2 separate regions of the Homo sapiens genome follow, and region 2 is linked to region 1. The links are chromatin contacts, found by Hi-C or POLR2A ChIA-PET in ENCODE. All regions are on one chromosome and are shown on one strand. The core of a region is the stretch at or near the end of the contact, and the rest is flanking DNA. Distances in the headings are between cores, read along the strand shown.

Region 1 (6,534 bases), core at 1,558-4,057:
ATATGTGCCACATTTTCTTTATCCAGTCTATCATTGATGGGCATTTGGGTTCGTTCCAACTCTGCTGTTGTGAATACTGCTGCAATAAACATACATGTACATGTGTCTTTCTAGTAGCATGATTTATAATCCTTTGGATATATAACCAGTAATGGGATTGCTAGGTCAAATGACATTTCTAGTTCTAGATCCTTGAGGAATCGCCACACTTTTTTCCACAATGGTTGAACTAATTTATACTCCCAACAAAAGTGTAAAAGGGTTCCTATTTCTTCACATCCTCTCTAGCATCTGTTGTTCCCTGACTTTTTAATGATCACCATTCTAACTGGCATGAGATGGTATCTCATTGTGGCTTTGATTTGCATTTCTCTAATGACAAGTGATGATGAGCTTTTTTTCATATGTTTATTGGCCACATAAATGTTTTCTTTAAGAGGTGTCTGTTCATATCCTTTGCCCACTTTTTGATGGGGCTGTTTTTTTCTTGTAAATTTGTTAAAGTTCTTTGTAGATTCTGGATATTAGCCCTTTGTCAGATGGATAGATTGCAGTTATTTTTCCCATTCTCTAGGTTGCCTGTTCACTCTGATAGTTTCTTTTGCTGTGCAGAAGCTTTTCAGTTTAATCAGATCCCATTTGTCAATTTTGGCTTTTGTTGCCATTGCTTTTAGTGTTTTAGTCATGAAGTCTTTGCCCATGCCTATGTCCTGAATGGTATTGCCTAGGTTTTCTTCTAGGGTTTTTATGGTTTTAGGTCTTATGCTGAAGTCTTTAATCCATCTTGAGTTAATTTTTGTATAAGGTATAAGGAAGTGGTCCAGTTTCAGTTTTCTGCGTATGGCTAGCCAGTTTTCCCAACACCATTTATTAAGTAGGGAGTCGTTTCCCCATTGCTTGTTTTGGTCAGGTTTGTCAAAGATCAGATGGTTGTAGATATGTGGTATTATTTCTGAGGCCTCTGTTCTGTTCCACTGGTATATATATATATATCTAATTTGGTACCAGTACCATGCTGTTTTTGTTACTGTAGCCTTGTACTATAGTTTGAAATCAGGTAGTGTGATGCCTCCAGCTTTGTTCTTTCTGCTTAGGATTGTCTTGGCTACACAGGCTCTTTTTTAGTTCCATATGAAATTTACAGTAGCTTTTTCTAATTCTGTGATGAAAGTCAATGGTAGCTTGATGGGGATAGCATTGAATCTATAAATTACTTTGGGCAGTATGGCCATTTAAATGATATTGATTCTTCCTATCCATGAGCATGGAATGCTTTTCCATTTGTTTGTGTCCTCTCTTATTTCCTTGAGCAGTGGAGTTCTCCTTGAAGAGGTCCTTCACATCCCTTGTAAGCTGTATTTCTAGGTATTTTATTCTCTTTGTAGCAATTGTGAATGGGAGTTCACTCATGATTTGGCTCTCTGATTGTCTATTATTGCTGTATAGGAAGACTTGTGATTTTTGCACATTGATTTTGTATCCAGAGACTTTGCTGAAGTTGCTTATCAGCTTAAGGAGATGAAACGTTGGGGTTTTCTAAATATACAATCATGTCATCTGCAAACAGAGACAAATTGACTTCCTCTCTTCCTATTCAAATACCCTTTATTTCTTTCTCTTGCCTGACTGCCCTGGCCAGAACTTCCAATACTATGTTGAATAGGAGTGGTGAGAGAGGGCATCCTTGTCTTGTGCCAGTTTTCAAAGGGAATGCTTCCAGGTTTTGCCCATTCAGTATGATAGTGGCTGTGGGTTTGTCATAGATAGCTCTTATTATTTTGAAATACGTTCTATCAATACCTAGTTTATTGAGAGGTTTTAGCATGAAGGGGTGTTGAATTTTACTGAAGGCCTTTTCTGCATCTATTGAGATAATCATGTGGTTTTTGCCATTGGTTCTGTTTATGTGTTGTATTATGTTTATTGATTTGCATATGTTGAACCACCCTTGCATCCCAGGGATGAAGCTCACTTGATCATGGTGGATAAGGTTTTTGATGTGCTGCTGGATTCAGGTTGCCAGTATTTTATTGAGGATTTTCACATCGATGTTCATCAGGGATATTGGCCTGAAATTTTCTTTTTTGTTGTTGTTGTGTCTCTGCCAGGTTTTGGTATCAGGATGATGCTGGCCTCATAAAATGAGTTAGGGAGAAGTCCCTCTTTTTCTGTTGTTTGGAAGAGTTTCAGAAGTGATGGTACCAGCTCCTCTTTGTACCTCTGGCAGAATTTGGCTATGAATCTGTCTGGTCCTGAGCTTTTTTTTGGTTGATAGGACTTTTTTTTTGAAGAAAAAAAAATTCAACTATTAAGAAGTGGGCTTTTACTAAGCTCTTTCTCTTCCTCATCTAGTCTGAATCTGTTACAATCTTGCATCATTCTGTAAGCATCAAGCAGCCTGTCAGGAAAAGGATGAACAAAAAAGAACTAGAAAGAGCGAGACAAATAGAGAGAGCTCCAAGCCAAGAAGACTTTTCACCACCCCCACATCCATGCCCTAAAATAGACATAAAACTGCACATTCTTATAATTCATTGACCAGGTTAGGAGTTAGCAGAAATTAATAGCTGAGTGCTTTTTTCTTAATGGAACGACTGCTTTGTCAGGAAAATAAAACAGAAAAACTGCAAAATTCAACTAGTCTCCAGATCAGCTAGCCAGCAAGTGGCAAACAAAGTGCACAGAGATCTGTGCCCAAAGGCCGCTCAATTTAGGACCTTCCCAACAAGCACCCAAATGGCGATGATGGCTAAGCATTGAGCTTAAACATGACTCACTAATGACCTCCTTTAAAAATAGTGCTGTTCTTCCCTTGCACAAGAGGTGAAAGAGCCAAGTCAGAGATGTCTCAGCTGTCAGAGTTGGCACTCCCATGGAAGCCCAGATAGCTGTAATTTATTTTTTCTCTTTTTTCTTCTTCTCTCCACTGTTTTCCTCCTGCTTCTTCCTCTCTTGTCTTTCTCCTTTTCCTTTGTCTCTTTCTCTTTCTTCTTTTTCCTCAAAAAAAAAAAAAAGCCTATTTTGTTTCAGCAACAATTATTCTCCTTTTCATGCCCATTGCTAGCCAGTTGAAAGGTCACAGGTTCAAAGATATAACAAGAGCCAAGAAACTTTGGGCTCATTGGCCTGAGATAAAAAATTATACATAAGAAATAGAGATGTATCAATCTCAGATAAGAAAAAAATCTTATTTATTTGGCACAATTTTAGTCAAATTTTGCCCTAACCAAATTTTGACAGAAAGATGTATTGATTTTCTAAAAAAAAAAAAAAAAAAAAAAAAAAAATCCTATAGTAGGGAGGCTCTGTTGGAGCTAAATCACATTTTTCAAGCAATCTCATGCATAGCAAACAAAGCACATCTCTCTCATCAACTAGGTTTTGCTAATTAAGATACTGATTTGATTCTTTTCTATTTCTCAAACTTAAAAATCATTATTGCTATAAACTGAAGTATTTTAAAACACCTTTGCTTGTTTGATTGGCTAACAACTTATTAGAATAAAAGTCTGAAGAGAAGAAAAAAACTTATAATTGTAATGCCTGAGGCCTCTTAAAAAATGTTTGTAAGTTTTCTTATATACCAGATAGTATCGCTGAAGGAAACTACATGGGTATATTTCAACTTCATTTCTATTTCTCTTGCCCTGAAATTCTCTGCAACATTGAGTTGGGCACAAAATATCTAATGTCTTCAATGAGCTCTTAAAGGTTGATGAGAAATTGAAGAAAATCTTGACAATATTTTGAACTGTTTTGAAAGAACTCCCTGCAATTCTGTCCATAGCAAACTTTGCCATGTGCTGACAGTAGGGATGAGGCAATTGCCACAATTACTCCTTGTAACCTCAGCCAGTTTCTGAATTTTAATTCCATGTAAAAAGCCTCCAAGGTCAAACAAGAGCTGTGCTTCTCCACTTTTCCTTTTTCCTTGTTCTCAATGGTTTCTCCTCTATGAACACACACCTCTAAAGATTAATCTCCATGACCCAACTCCGCTCCAGCATCCCAATTGAAAGGGGCACAAAACTTGGGTTCCCCAAGATTAGGAGAATCCTACATGTAGTCTTCCCTGCTTAACTTCTCCAACAAAGATCTTTATGATTATGGAGATTATATCAGACCAAGAAATAGGATTTGACTTTGAGTGTTACAGAGGGAAAGCCCAGTTTCCTGTGAAGCACTAGCTAATATTGCTTTCTAAGTCAAAACTTTAGTGTAAGTTAAAAAAAGCACTCAGGGGTAACTCCCTGCCACAAACGTTGGGCACACAGCCAGGGCACTGTGCTATTAGCCTCGGGGTGAGCCCAGATTCCCAGAACATGCAAGTCAGCATTTTTCATCCAACGATAGAGGTGTCCTGCTGAAATCTAAAATAGAAGAAACAGGTCTACCAATCTCTGCAAGCAAGGATGTTAATTAGTTTTTTTTTTTTCCCCCAGAAGAATGTTTTCATCTTTCATAAAGCATTATGGTCACTAGATAAATGTAATCATTTATAATCATAAAGTACATAAGCTAAGGTCTATATGCCTCCTTTTTTTTCCCTTTGCTTTATATACAGAAAATTCCATATACGATAATATTAGGTTGGTGCAAAATTAATTGCAGATTTTGCCATTAAAAATGGGCCATATTAAAAGTAATGGCAAAATAGTAAAAGTAGCGGCAAAATGTTAAAAAGTAATTGTAAAAACCACAATTAATTTTGTACCAATCAAATATGTAATGGTAATTTTAACCTACTTGGTCATATCAAATTTTTTGTTATTTAGAAACAGTCTTTCTAGCTGCCTAGTTTTATTCAAAAATTCTGTGCCTAATTTATTGCCACTCCCTTCTTCACAATACAGTAATTACATGCAATTTGTAATGAGTTTATCAAAGGAAAGCACAGCTAGCAACAGGAAATGGGACATTTTTATGTAAGCCTAGCAGTTCAGGTGCCCTTAATAGGTAGCAGGAAGAATAAATACTGATAAAGTGTAACTTAGATCTAATTCATTCTTAGCTGAAACTTTCATTAATAACAATGCCAGTCTTACAGTTAGATTTACAAACTAACTGTAAGAAGTTGAAATATAACCTCCCATAGTACTCTGAAGGCTGTGTCTCTTTACTACCCCACTGAGACAAATTAATTGTTCCCTTTCTCTTAATATTGGTCCTGTAGGCCTGGATGCAAATGCATGCCTTCACACAATCTGTTTACCACAGCTATTTTATCTCAGAATACAGAAATGTCTGCTGCCAGATCAAATCTAAGAGAAGTATATGGTTACTTAACAATATTTTTCACTTTCTAACCCTAGTTCTGTTGCCATGCAGGTATGATTTAGATTGACTTATCAATTAAGTTATGTAACTGCTTGAAATTAACATTATGTGTGTCAATGTTGTGATTACAATCTTCAAACTACTGGTTTCACAGACTGACAGATGGGATAATTTTAGCAAAGCCTCACCTTCTTATTCTATTGAATATGGTTCCTACTCATTGTCTAGGGTAGAGGTTGACATTACAGTTCACTCTAAAGTAGGAATCCTCTGAGCTCACAAGAACACCAAAAGCAGCATTAGGAAGCCTCCCAAAAGATGACATCTATTGTGTTGCCTACACAACAACAACAGAAAGAAAACCTTGAGTGTAGAGAAGAGAAGCATCCAAGAAACTATACAGGACAAAGGAAAAGCCTAATAAAAACTGAAGCCCAAAGGAAAGATTCAGGTCAAGAAATAACATGCACCTGACTTCAAATTATACTACAAGCCTACAGTAATCAAAACAGCATGGTACTGGTACCAAAACAGATATATAAACCAATGGAACAAAACAGAGACCTCAGAAATAACACCACACATCTACAACCATCAGATCTTTGACAAACCTGACAGAAACAAGCAATGGGGAAATGATATCCTATTCAATAAATGGTGGTAGAAAAACTGGTTAGCCATATGCAGAAAACTGAAACTGGACCACTTCCTTACACCTTATACAAAAATCAACTCAAGATGGATTCAAGACTTTAATGTAAAACCCCAAACCATAAAAACCCTAAAAGAAAACCTAGGCAATATCTAGGCATGGGCAAAGACTTCATGACGAAAACACCAAAAGCAATGGCAACAAAAGTCAAAATTGAGAAATGGGATCCAATTAAACTAAAAAGCTTCGGCATAGCAAAAGAAACTATCCTCAGAGTGAACAGGCAACCTACAGAATGGGAGAAAATTTTTGCGATCCATCCATCTGACAAAGATCTAATATCCAGAATCTACAAAGATTGTAAACAAATTTACAAGAAAAAAATAACCCCATCAAAAAGTGGGCGAAGGATCTGAACAGACACTTCCTAAAGAAGACATTCATGCAGCCAACAAAAATATGAAAAGAAGCCCAACATCACTGGTCATTAGAGAAATGCAAATCAAAACCACAGTGAGATTCCATCTCATGCCATTCAGAGTGGCAATTATTAAAAAGTCAAGAAACAATAGAGACTGGCGACACAATGGAGAAATAGGAATGCA
Region 2 (6,534 bases), core at 1,633-4,132, 62 kb before region 1:
ACACTCAGCATTTGTGGGGTGACATAGATAAAGCTTAATATTTAGACCAATTGTTGCTATACTATGGGAGAAAGAGAGAGAGAATGTGAAAGAACCAGACAAACAACAAAAAAAGAAAACACTAGAAATTGGCTGCCTAAATCAGCCCCATAGTTTATGATGCTCTTGTCTTTTACACAGTGTTTACTACTGAAAGCATGGGTCTGTCCTTACAAAGAACCCTTATCTTATAGTCTTGAAAGGGTTAAAGAGAACGTCTGTCAGATGTATATTGTAGTGATCAAAAAATAAAGGCTTTGGAATCAGCCCTAGGTTAAAAATCCCACTTTGTCTGTCTCTAACTGCGATCTTCTCAGGTTTCTATTTCCTCATCTGTAAAATGAGGACAATAATACCCAATTCACAGAGTTGCTACCAGAAGCTTAATAAATGTCTCTTGAAGGAAGCAATGCTGCCATCTCTCTGTTCCTGGAGTCCAGCTGACCATTTTTCAAAGATGATTGTGTGAGAGGCTGTATTCTATGACTTATAAGGCTTATAATCATGTTATTGACTCTGACATTCTCTGGTTATAAAACTAGAGTATCAAAATGCATGAGAGTGCCTGCTCAGATAACCATCAGATGAATATGAAGCTTGCTCATCCCTGGGAGTGCAGAAATCAGCTCCTTTTACCTCTTGAAGAAGTGGATACAGCATCCTCTACTGCTCAATTGCATAAACCAGCACTTGTCCTTGGTGAGCCGTTGTTTGCACGGATGACATTTCTAAGACAAACTTCATGGGAAAAGAGATTAGAGTGGCAGACTACACTTAGGAATTTAGAATAAGACCAAGCAACAAAAAATGAGAAATTGTGTGTGTGTATATATATATTTATATTTATATTTATATATGTTTTTCCCCAAAAGCTTTCAATTTAATTTATATATATAATGTAATAACAAAATATCTATATATAGATATATAACAATATATATAACAACATATATATAAATAGAGATGTTATAGATATTGTTGTCTATATATATTGTTGGCTAGATATGTATGTATACATACATATCTATAGATATATATCTATAGATATACATTTATATATAGATATATAGATATATAGATCTCTCTATATAAATATATGTGTATGTATATATCATATATCATACATAAATATATGTATATATCTATATATATTTATATAGAGAGATCTATATATATGTCAATATCTATAACATTTCTCTAAATATATAGCGAGATCAGAGATGTCTCTATATATTTATATATAGAGAGAAATATGTTATAGATATTGGCATATAGATATAAACAACTTATAGAGATATATTGGTATAGATAGCTATATCTATAGATACAGATATCTAGAGAGAGAGAAAGCACACTTTTGGAGAAAATGGAAACAATGTAATTCGTGTGCAAGACTTTATACAGATAAGAAATAGGTTTTTTAAATTAACCTCCTTAGGGTCTGAGCTATATTTGCAGAGTCATTCCATAATACGGCCAAGCCCACTGCTTCTCCTAAACCACTAGAACTACATTAACAATTACAAGCCTAGTTTTTCTGGACTCTGCCAAAATACAGCTTTGCTTTTCAGAAAAATAAAAGGTGGGGGGTAGTAGATATGCCAGACCACTGACTGTTCCAGTTTTTATTTTTCTTCTGCCTGATCACAATTCTCTATTCTCCAGCCTTTCTTGTCAATGAAAGTCTAACCGTGTTCTATCTTCGGCGTCTATTGTTAGGAACGCTGTCAAGGATATAGTGGGCATTCAGATTCTTCTAGAGAATGAGTTGTTTTGCTTTTGGCAGAAAGGACAGCTGCAGTGAGCTGAGATAAAGAGCATGGAGCTCTGACTTTGATGCGTTTCAAGCACTGGGTGCAAGAAAAAATTAAGCAATGTTCATTTTTCCTCTTTGTGCTTTGCCTTTGTTTTTGTTTTCTTTCGTAATTTTGGAAAGGGTTGTCACAAAAACAGTGCTGGGTATGTGAAAATCTTCTCAGTGCTATTGGCAGCTGATGACTCTTGTGTAGGTGTCTTTGAGAGGGAGGATCTAACAAACACCTTTAAAGTGATCCCTGATGAACCATCTGGGTCTTAATACTCTCCAAATAACTGTTCGTTATTCTCTTTTATAAGCCATTGTCTGTCAAAGATCCAGATGTTTTACCATTTGTTGAACTTGTTTTTCAGGTTTATCAAATAATCAGAGATAATAATAGCATCAGGCTCTTACTATGACACCAGCATAGCTGGAAGAGAAGTCATGAAATCATTGGAAACACTAGCCTTACTGTATCTTCACTTTCACATCCTCTACCTCTCATTAGAGAACAAAAAGGAAAACATTTAATGTTTTTGGATTTTATTTTATTTTAACAGAGTGGACTAGTTGTTCTCTTATCCTGTTACAACCTCAATAGCTTCTAAATCGTCTTGGAATCTAGTAGAATAGTTAATTAAGTAAAATTTGTGGCTTGATAAAGAATAAATGCTTTTTTGAGAATAAGTTGTGGTGAACTAATAAAAATCATGTCTTTTCAGGAAGAACCTTTAATAAGTCAGGATCATTTGGGCATTAGCACAGGCCATCACTATACAGACGAATAAATGATAAGGCTAACCCCAGGGTCTTCAAGATTCACTGGGAGTCCGGGGTATGGGATGGGAAGAATGTCTGCATCTGATTGGGTTTATAGTGGTTCAGAGTTCAACTTCTCCTTGCAGCCAGCATTTGGATACTTTTAATAGCTGTTCTCTGTTACTGGGCAGGACTGGACACAGAGAAAATGATGACACTCTTTAAAATTCCTGGCAATTATTTCCTGCAAGAATGAGATTCCTCCCCGGCCCCAAAAGCTACGTCATGTTTTTATTTCGGTACTAAACGGAGCAAAGGAGCGTGCAAAAATGAAACTGATGCATCTCACTTAGCATTGCAGTTAACGGAAAGGAAATCTCTTGAGAGCAAGGTCTATTTTTTATTTTTAATCTTGGGTAATAATAAAGTTGGCAGTCTGTATATGCCTGAGTGCGTAAACAAATGTACATAGGCAAACTTTCAAACTAGACATCCTTTGTATCAGTAAGATGGATGCTCAATGTCTTGGGTAATACAGAGATACAGAAGAGACAGTCTTTACCCTTGCTGAGTGTGAAAAGATCCTTCGTTTAGTAACTGTAACAACCATTCTTTTTATTGTGTTTTGTGTCTGGGGTGAGCAAGCTGAATTCTGGATTTTATTCCAGATCAGAAATTACTCCTTATTACTAATCCAGTCTTAAGGATTTACAGAATGTTTTTCTTTCAGATTTAGTTAAATTTCCCAGCATGCCTCTGAATGAGGTAAGAAACATACATGTCCTAGAAGAAAAAAAAAGTCAGAAAAAGTGGCATTTTACTGTATTTCATTATTTTGTTATTAGAAGGAGAGGACACAATTTGATACACCAGCATCAGTCATTAAAGGTACGCTCTTGTGTGGGGGAGCTGTGCTGAAGGGATAGAAGCCAGTAGCTAATCCACTGTTATACTTTTCTAGAAGAATAAACAGACTCCTGTGAACTACCAACTTTGAGTATTAGATTAGGATAAATCCAGGAGGGCTTTATTCCACCCAAAATTCAAGTGAAGACAGAGTCTTCAAAAAGCCCCAGGATGAAGAATCACTTCCTGAGAATCAGGGAACATTTACCTTTATTAACCATCATTAGCTGATTCCGGCTTACAGAAATTCCCCTGAGAATGGGTGTTGAAGTAATCACTGCTCTCTGCTCTACTTCCTTAAAAAGAAATCAGTTTTAAATGATGGGTCTTCACTCTTTCCAGACATTCCCAGCTCCACAGACTTAACAGCTTTTCTTTGTAAGTTGCCTGAAGGGAGCAGGGCTTGAAATCAAACTCATTCTCCATTAGACTTGCCAAGGCCCCAGGCAGTGCTGGGGAAAGGTAGCTCCCTTTGCAGCATAACTTTCACGAGTGCAAGTTGGGACTCAAGTCCTGAGACAGCTCACAAGCCCTGGCTGATTTAACTTGCCACTTTGTAGCTATTCTTGGCACATAGCCTGCATAGAGTTGGCCTATGAGACTTTTCTCTGTTTATAGCACCTTTCAACTCAGGCACTGAGAATGCTGACCAACAGTGTTGCTTTTTTTGTTCTTATTGCCCTTTCCAGAAACTATGTAAAATGGAAAACAGTTCCCATTTCTCTCATTCCAGCTGTGCCATCTGAGAGCACATTTCTCAGAGCACCCCCCCAACCCTTTTTTTTTAAATACATGACCACAAAAATGTCTCAGGAATGAAATTCTTTGAAAAGCTAAGACTTTCTTCTGCCCCATCCCTGGTAAACTCCGTTTGTTAATAAGTGCTACCATGGGTGCTTTGGTGAAGTATGTTTCACAGGTGACTCTTGTGAAATCTTACTGTCATTCATTGGCTCATTCCATCAAAACTAAGCAGGCAAGTTATAAGTGCAAGACAAATGGGAGGTACAAAGATGTATCAGCCTGCTTCTAGTAGGCTACAGTCCACCAGGAAAGATAAGCAATAAAAATTCATTCTATTCATGCTAACAGAAGTACAGACAACGTGCTGAGTTACTGTATAAAGAGATTGATTAATTCTATTTGAGAGAACTGAAGTCATGTTTTACCCACCTCTGCTTTTGCACAAAACATTCTTCCTGCCTAGAGCACCTTTGCCTGGCTATTGTTACAGGGTCTTCAAAGACTCCATTCAGATGTCACCTCTTCTTAGGAGCCTTTCTTGAAACTTTTGGTCTGGATTCATTGTCTCTTTTTACTTCATTTCTGTATTTATATCTGTGACATCATATATTAATTATTGATGTGTGACCTCTTTGCTGAAGTGTAAGACCCCAGAAGGCAGGGATTCAATCTTTTATTTCAGCATTCCCAGTGCCTGAATGTCACTCTGCTTTCAAAGAAAATGATTAATAAATGAATTAGTTAATTTAGCATGATGGTATTGCAATTTGTGTGCTTATCAGAGTTTTATGATTGAAGGCAAATGTGATATTTGTATATTTTGACCACCAGTGTTTTACATCAAGAAAGAATAGTTATCCAAAAATGGAATAGATATTTCCATGTACTCATGTGAAAAATTATCTGTGGGGCTTTTCAGAAAATGGGTTTTTGTTACTTTTCCATTAGGACAGATGTTTTATCCTGTGACAGAATGGTAAAATTAAATTTCAGGACTTTTAAGGAAGAGAAAACAACCTTTTTTTTTTTTTTTTTTTTTTAGTGTTTATTTCCTCAGGTTTTATCATTAGATTCTTTTATAATGGCAGACATTCATATTTTAGAGTCATATTTTAGTCAGGTTTACACTATCAATATTCATGTCTGTTTTTGCAATCCAGAGATAATCTTTAAAAGCAGAAATCTATCTAAAAGGCTAGGGTTTAAAGTTCTTTTCATTTTCACTAACTCCTTAATATGGTATTCAGTGTACTCCATAGCTTGCAATTTACAAATGCTGTATCTACATGGTCTGCCAATACAGATGCAATTGTATATTAATCAGAATTTTTAAAATCAGAATGGAAAAGAGGCAGGGAACAATTTTTAAAAGTTTAATAGATAAAGAAACAAAGAAAATGTAGGAGAGCTGAAGACTAAATAACAAATGCATACAATAGGAGATTGGTGAGCTACAGATTTTTAGTGAACTGTGCATGTTGGGGGCACGTGAGAGCTCACCTCCCCTCAAAAAAACAGAATGTACCAACTTTTCACCCTAGTAACAGATTTTACTTTGCATGCCAGTGTACTTTACAAGGCTGATGTAATGACTTCTTCCCCTAAAAGAAGGACTGAAATAGGATTTCCAGAGCACACTTGGGAAGAGATATGCCAGACCCTATCAAACATGGAATCAAATATAGCATCTCCGAAATTATGTCCCTGTGCAATGAAAGTTGGTTGGTTTGCCTTAATAGGTCTTGCTTTCTTCCTCAATAACAATTAGGAATTGTTCCATTATGTTTCAGATGTCACAGTGCCCCAAATTGATATTATTCTAATCACTTCTCCTTATACTAAAGATCCTAGTTTAAGGAATTTTTTCTCAGTTTCTGGCACCCACTTTGGTATTCAAGAGCCACTTTCTGTTTTAGCAGCATTTGAACAAATCGCTTCTTTCAAAAATCTGTATTATAGATTATTGCTAAATTGTCCAAGTGCCCTGTGCCTGCTTGAATGCTGTGAGGCTACAATGTAGTATAAGGGAGCCAGAAAATTGCTAGTTGAAGGCAAAGCTGTCTAAAGTGAAAGTGATATTAATAGCAGTCCCAGGAGGATCAGATCGGCTCCTGGATTCTCCATGGTCTTGGGCACAAAGAGACAACAGCTGTAAACTACTCATAAATAGCTATGGACCACACATTTCAAAATGTCTTCATCAATGGGAAAACAGTTTTGATTCTTAAAATTGCAGGCTTGAATCAGGGTTTTGGCCTTGTAAAATAATCAAGCTGTCACATCTTAAA

The links. A loop is a pair of places that touch in the nucleus more often than their neighbours do. ChIA-PET counts read pairs that join two places held with the same protein, here RNA polymerase II (POLR2A). Pooled maps may share reads with other maps.
Region 2: a loop to region 1 is called in a pooled map of right cardiac atrium, with 6 times the contacts of the local background. The contact joins two enhancer-like sites. A Hi-C loop is called at or near these places in 3 of 50 pooled maps. POLR2A ChIA-PET finds 5 or more read pairs at or near these places in 2 of 52 experiments (BJ and IMR-90).

The regions. Positions count from the first base shown.
Region 1 is chr2:40,216,629-40,223,162 of GRCh38, reverse strand. The region is part of intron 2 of SLC8A1 (solute carrier family 8 member A1); the gene reads left to right. All of the region lies in intron 3 of SLC8A1-AS1 (SLC8A1 antisense RNA 1), which reads right to left. Among named protein-coding and RNA genes, the nearest start is that of SLC8A1, 230 kb to the left of the region's middle. Within about 2 kb of position 2,807, at least 4 of the 41 ENCODE cell types and tissues checked have a DNase peak (open chromatin) inside an H3K27ac peak, as active enhancers do.
Region 2 is chr2:40,279,004-40,285,537 of GRCh38, reverse strand. All of the region lies in intron 2 of SLC8A1 (solute carrier family 8 member A1), which reads left to right. Among named protein-coding and RNA genes, the nearest start is that of SLC8A1, 170 kb to the left of the region's middle. Within about 2 kb of position 2,882, at least 11 of the 41 ENCODE cell types and tissues checked have a DNase peak (open chromatin) inside an H3K27ac peak, as active enhancers do.